2 separate regions of the Mus musculus genome follow, and region 2 is linked to region 1. A link is a contact called in ENCODE Hi-C or POLR2A ChIA-PET data. All regions are on one chromosome and are shown on one strand. Each heading gives the region's core, a stretch centred on a gene start or an enhancer-like site at or near the end of the contact. The rest is flanking DNA. Distances are from core to core; before and after follow the strand shown.

The links. A loop is a pair of places that touch in the nucleus more often than their neighbours do. ChIA-PET counts read pairs that join two places held with the same protein, here RNA polymerase II (POLR2A).
Region 2: a loop to region 1 is called in a map of T-helper 1 cell, with 2.0 times the contacts of the local background. The contact joins the promoter of Elp6 here to the promoter of Cspg5 in region 1. A Hi-C loop is called at or near these places in 10 of 37 maps with a recorded cell type or tissue (Patski, T-helper 1 cell, adrenal gland and 4 more). POLR2A ChIA-PET finds 5 or more read pairs at or near these places in 3 of 5 experiments (Patski and embryonic stem cell).

What each region holds. Positions count from the first base shown.
Region 1 is chr9:110,242,440-110,245,535 of GRCm38, forward strand. It overlaps Cspg5 (chondroitin sulfate proteoglycan 5), which reads left to right and starts at 1,344. Exons shown (of 5, transcript NM_013884.3): 1 at 1,344-3,096.
Region 2 is chr9:110,303,605-110,306,731 of GRCm38, forward strand. It overlaps Elp6 (elongator acetyltransferase complex subunit 6), which reads left to right and starts at 1,588. Exons shown (of 7, transcript NM_001081381.1): 1 at 1,588-1,745. The coding sequence starts at 1,692.

The sequences.
Region 1 (3,096 bases), core at 94-2,593:
CCCAAGGTTTGTGATAACCCTTTTCTGAAATGAGAACACTCAGTCTTTGTGAGGAAGTTTTGTCAACACAAAAGCCCTTTAGCCCGTCCCTTCCTACCAGGAATGGTGTGAGTAGACCTATTCCTAGTAGCCCATTCTGCACCCCACCCCCCACAAAAGCAATCGCTTGTCTCCATGCCTAAGATCAGAAGCTTGATCATTCTGTGGTGGTCATTAGTAACAGCTAGACATAGCAGCATAGCGGCATACCTGTACTCCTGGAACATGGGAGGTAGAGACAGGAGGGTTAGGAATTTAAGGTTGGCTTCAGGTCTGTAAAGATTGTTGCCAACCTGGGTTATGAGGGAAGGTCTCAAGGGGCTGAAGCATTAAATGCCCAGGTAAAAGTGGATGCTGGGCTGGGTAAGGAGACAAGGCTTCTATTGTCCTACTCTGCATCCTGCTCCTTTTGAAATGCAAGAAAGGAAATGAGGGTCTGTAGTGCACAAACAGCGACTTAGAACTGTTTGTAACAACAGTTCTAGCGCTTGACTCTTCTGACTCTTTGGATACCAGATATGGGTGTTGTGCAGATACTTGCAAGCAAAACACCCGTGTACATGAATTTAAAGGGTGATATAAGAAGCCTCCATATTCAGATGAATACAGCTTTTAAAAAGGAAAGCCAAAATTTGAATATGTTGGTGTTTATACTGAGGATTTAAAGTCAAATTGATGTTCTCCATCCAGACCAAATTATGTGTGGTCATGGTATGGGAGCAGTGGTGGTAGCATCAGTGAAGCAGGTGTCTTTTCTGCACTTAAGGGTGTGTACGGCAGTCATGGCAATGGTCTTTATGGCTCTGCTTGGCTTTGGAGACAAATTACCAAAACAGTAGGAAAGAGGCATGAAGAAGCCATTGCCATACAAAGCATGTGTAGCGCCCAGATGGCGCATGATGTGAATAGAGGACACGTGGAAGCTATAGATAGGCAGTGGTGGTTTCCTTGTTCTAGTTCTCATATCACTTCATGCACGCACACACCATACATTTGACACTGCTTGCCAGATCCTTTCATGCTGGAGTCGCCAGTGACTAACTCGGGGGACACACAGATTTGATGCTAAATCTTGTTCTTCTCACCACAGAATGGGCATTGCCCAATTACTCTGTTCTCAGTGTTAGGGAGGAGCAGAAGGCCAGAGGTTGGTTGGTTTGCTTGCTTGCTTGCTTGCTTGCTTGCTTGCTTAGTACCAAATTGGTGCTGGATATATAGCTCACTGACATCACTTTACTTGCATGCACAAGGCCCTGGGTTCAGTTTCAGACAACTTAAACAAAATTGAAAAAAGTGGTAGCAGAATTTCTCTGCAGGGAGGGGAGAAGATAGTTGAGGAAGGAAATATTTCACATTCGCTTGTTTGTTCTACTGATCAAAACAGAATTTAAAAGGATAGTTACGGGTGGGAAATAGGGTAGATAGAAGGATTTGGTTGGTTAGTTGGTTCTAGACAGGGATTACAGACATAAGCTACCATAACCAGCAAATACAATTATTTTGCAGTACTAGGAATTGAACCTGAAGTCTCACTCATTTTAGGCAAGTGCTCTCCCTAACTCTTAAGTGTTTTACCATAAGTAGGAAAAGACTTTATTGTGACCATGCCCTAGCATGAAAGGACTTACATAGGATCTCCTGTGTGGTAGGAACTTCCACCAACATCCACTTTTGACAACTACCACCCAGGAATTGAAGAGAGAAATAGGTATTATATCTGGGTAAGCAAGCCCCCTCTTGACTGGAACTCCAAACTAGGACACGTATGTCTGGTTGCCACTCTCTAGATGTCATACAGACCCTACATAGCCACCTCCGAGCCAGGATATAAGAGCCTAGCTGCTGGAATTTTGTCAGCCTTGAGGGGACTCTAAGCTGCAACCATACTTGTGAGAGAAAAGGAGTGTTGAACCAAGGCAACTCACTAGAAGACAGGTATGAGACAGATTAAATGATGGTCCTCCATCTTGTTCATATTTGGTCACTGACAGAAGACTATCAACACCAGCATCGCCCTTGGACTAACCCTTGGACTGAGCTGAACATGATCATTTAGGTCGATAATAAAACATCAATATGTAGGCTATTTGGAGGCGGGGAAAGCCAGGTGACTAAGCTGTAGTTCTGCCTCCCTTCCAACAGGTCTCCCAGTAAGCAGTGAACCTGGGTTAGGAACAGAGACCTCTCTCTCCACGTTGCATGTGCACCTGGCAGTGATCTAGACCTCTTGGTTTAACCAGGAACTTGGGTTTGGGTAGTACTGGTCACCTGCGGAAGGCCGCCCTGGATTTAGAAAACGCAAGGTGGAGTCCAAATACTGGGGACCGGATAACACGTTGGGTGGACCTGGCTGTGCAAGATTTAAACTAATGGCTTTGGCTGTGGACAGATTAGGTCTGATCCAATTAGAGCCTAGGCCGTAGTATTCGCCTCCTTGCCAGGCTCTGTCGATGTTCTCCCTGCTCTCCGGAAGAAGACTTAGAGTCGGACTGGAGAACCTTCTGGACACCGAATTCTGGATTGGCACCGGACAGTCCGTGCCCCGGGCTCCGCTCTCTCCACACTGGGGGCGCGGGCTTCCGCCCCCTGTGGCCCTTCCGAGCCCCGCCCCGAGCCTGCGGGTGTCGGAGCCCGCGACGTCCCCGCCTCCCCTGCGCGCGCGTGGCGGGTGGGTTCCTCGCAGGTCCGCGGCCCAGCGCGCTCAGCACTGGAAGCGCAAGCGGGCCCCGTGGGCTGCCGCCGGTGCACCTGTCGGCTTCCCCCAGTGGCTCTGCTGCCGCCCCTGCGCGCCGCGCTTGCATCGCTCTCCACGTCCCGTGCCAGAGGGGTCTGACTGTCCCCTGGCGAGGAAGACCGAGAGGGGCCGGCGTCAACGCGACGTGCTGCGGGGCGGGCGGAGTGGGGGCGGCGCCGAACGCGGCAGCGGCAAGCGGCAGCGGCGGCGCGGGAGGCGGGGAGGCGCGGCGCTCGGAGGACAGCGGCTGACGGCGGCATGCGGCGGCTCATGCTGCCCACCGTGGGCTGAGGCGGCCGCACACGGGCGGCAGGCGCAGCGGC
Region 2 (3,127 bases), core at 338-2,837, 61 kb after region 1:
TTTTACATAACTGTATGTTTCTGTATATAACCTCTGTATATTTCATTATTTCATTTACTTGTTTATTTGTTGTGTTTTTGTTTTGTTTTGTTTTTGTTTTTCTGTATAGATCTGGCTGTCCTAGAATTTGATCTGTAGATCAGGCTGGTCTCGAATTCAGAGATCTGACTGCTTCTGTTTCTTTTTTTTTTTTTAAAGATTTATTTATTATTATATGTAAGTACACTGTAGCTGTCTTCAGACACACCAGAAGAGGGAGTCAGATCTTGTTATAGATGGTTGTGAGCCACCATGTGGTTGCTGGGATTTGAACTCTGGACCTTCAGAAGAGCAGTCGGGTGCTCTTACCCACTGAGCCATCTCACCAGCCCTGCTTCTGTTTCTTAAGTGCTGAAATTAAAGGTATGTGCCACCACCACTAGCTTATATTTCTTTCTTCCTCTTCTTCCTCCTCCTCCTCTTTTTTGTTTGTTTGCTTGCTTGTTTTTTCGAGATGGGGTTTCTGTGTTCGCCTGGCTAGCCTGGATTCACTTTGTAGACCAGGATGGCCTCATACTGCCAGAGATCTGCCTGCCTCTGCCTCCTGAACACTAGGATTAAAGGTGTGCCCCATAACGCCCAGTTCCATTATTTTTATTTTTTAGAGGTAGTTTCACAAAGCTCAGACTTGCTGGCAACCCTCCTGCCTAAGCCTCCTGACAGCTGAGATCACAGATGTTGGCAGCATGCTTTTTATGTTGTTTTTGATGCTAGGAAAGAACTCTTCAACTGACCTGTATCCCTCTGACTTTTCTTTTTTGTTCTTTTATTGTTTTAGCAGAAGGCCGAGGAGGGCCTTGCTTATTTAAAATAAAACTATGCATACGTTTTGATGGTATGTATAGGTGCACCACTTCTATGCTTGGTACCCTTGGAGGCCAGAAGAGGCTATCAGATTCCCTGGGACTGTAGTTACAGAGGGTTATAAGTTGCCAAGTGGATAATGAGAATCAAATTAGGGTCCTCTAAAATCTTCTGAGTCCCCTTAAATTTTTTTGTGTATATTGTGTGTGCATGTGCTGCAGAGCCCAGAAGAGGGCGTCGGGTCCCCTGGAGCTGGAGTTACAAGTAGAGCAACCCAATGTGGGTGGTCTTCAGAGGGAGGAAGAAGAGCGTTTATTCCCTGAGCCATCTCTTTGGCCTCCTGGCTTCTGCTTTATACAAAAAGCTCTTCAGGATGTAATTCTGTGCTAGTAAGGTTTGTTCTCTCTTTTTGCGAAGATCCTGCAAACATTTCTCTATGTGTTCCATGTATCTAGCCCAAGTTTGTGAGCAATACACTAGGAAGACGTGGAGCAACTAAGACCCGGAGGTGCGGAGGGAGGGGGAGCAACGGAAAGAGAAAGCTCGCCTGCTCGTGCTAAATCGTGAGGGAGCACCAGCACTGTGTGGACCCGCACCTACTGAGAGCAGCACAATGGTCCATTGCCCGAATGAGAGATCGCTCTAAGGCTCAGCTTTACGAGCATACGTGCTCACGCGCTTGCGCAGCAGCAGCAGCAGCATCACAACCCCAAGCCTGATTGGCTGACTCGAGTCCGGCAGCGAGATCACGCATGCGCGCTTTCTCGCGCTCGCGAGCACGGTCTTGTGGGTGCTGTTCTTGGACCTTCATTCTTTCTGTAGAACCATAATTTTTATCCCAGTTCACGATGTTTCCGGAACTCAACAACCTTCTCAGCACCACCCCAGACAAGACCGAGCAGGTAAGATGTCGTGCGGACCGGAAGAGGGCAGGTCCCGGGAGCGTGCAGGATTGCATCCGGGACGCTGCGCGGTGGAGTAGGCGCGTCTGCCGTAAACCGAGGGCATCTGGGAGTTGTAGTCTGGAGAGGGCTCGCCGAGGCTGCAGTCGCATTCCTGGGCCTTTGGAAGATGGGTTTCTGGACTATCTTGCGTGTTCGCTTCCAGCCCCAGGACCATGTGCTCCGTGCCACACTGGCGCCCAAAGATGGTTGCAGAGCAGGCCCTAGAGGAGATCCTTTTATCTGTCCTGAATCTCCTTCCACCATGGAACATTTTACAGGTTGCACGGAACACTGCTTGCACTCTTCCTAGTTCTGATGATATCTGGTTGCAAAAAGGCCTCAGCATATTCCATCCCCTCTGTTTTTCCCAACCTCCTCACTCTCCATGGAACCTCGAAATGTCTTTCACATTTTCACTTAGGGGTTACCTCTCCCAGGAGTATATCTGTTTTATTCTGTAATTTGCAGCAAACACACCACATATGGAAAGCTTTAAATAGATCTTGTGGATTTTGGTTGTTTGGTTGCTTATTTGTTTTTTTTGTTTTTTGAGACAGGGTTTCTCTGTGTAGCTCTGGCTGTCCTGGAACTCACTCTGTAGACCAGGCTAGGCCTTGAACTCAAGAAATCTGCCTGTCTCTGCCTCCCAAGTGCTGGGATCAAAGGCGTGTGCCACCACTGCCCTGCGATCCTTCTGGGTTTTATTTGCCTAACAGTTCTTGACTGTTCAGACCTCCAGTTCTGACTACTTTTCTAGTTGCTAGGGCATTTCCCAGGTCCAGAGTGACAGCAGGAAGTGACCACTTTGGGTGGGAAATGTGTTTCAAGGCCAGGCAGTGTGATTTGGCATTTTATATTGGGGGGAGGGAGGAGAGGGACACAGCTGAAACCCAGAGGCATTGGACAGGTTTTCCCTAGGTTGGTACAGCATTGAGGTGGTGTGTGACAGCCCTTGGTCCCAATGTTGTCTGTTACTTACAGAACTACAGCAGGTAGTTAGGCAATGCAGAGACCATCTTCATAGGGCTTTCCAGCGATTGCTGTGATAAGAGTCCCGTCTGAACCACAGTCACTGGGAGATCTTTGTCATCAGAGGCCTTGTCAAGAATTGGGCCAGGGGATAGAACAGTGGATATAGGGCTTGGCACCAAGTATAGAAGTGGAATTTGGGTTCCAAGAACCCACGTCAAAGCCAGGTAGGCAAGAGGACACCTGTCATCCCAGCACTAAAGAGGCAGAGGTGGGATCCCTGGGGCAAGCTGGCTGGCTGCATTAGTTCAGATTGCCTAGTCATTAAGATTCCCTACCTTGATAAATTGGAAAGAATGGAAAGCGGCTGA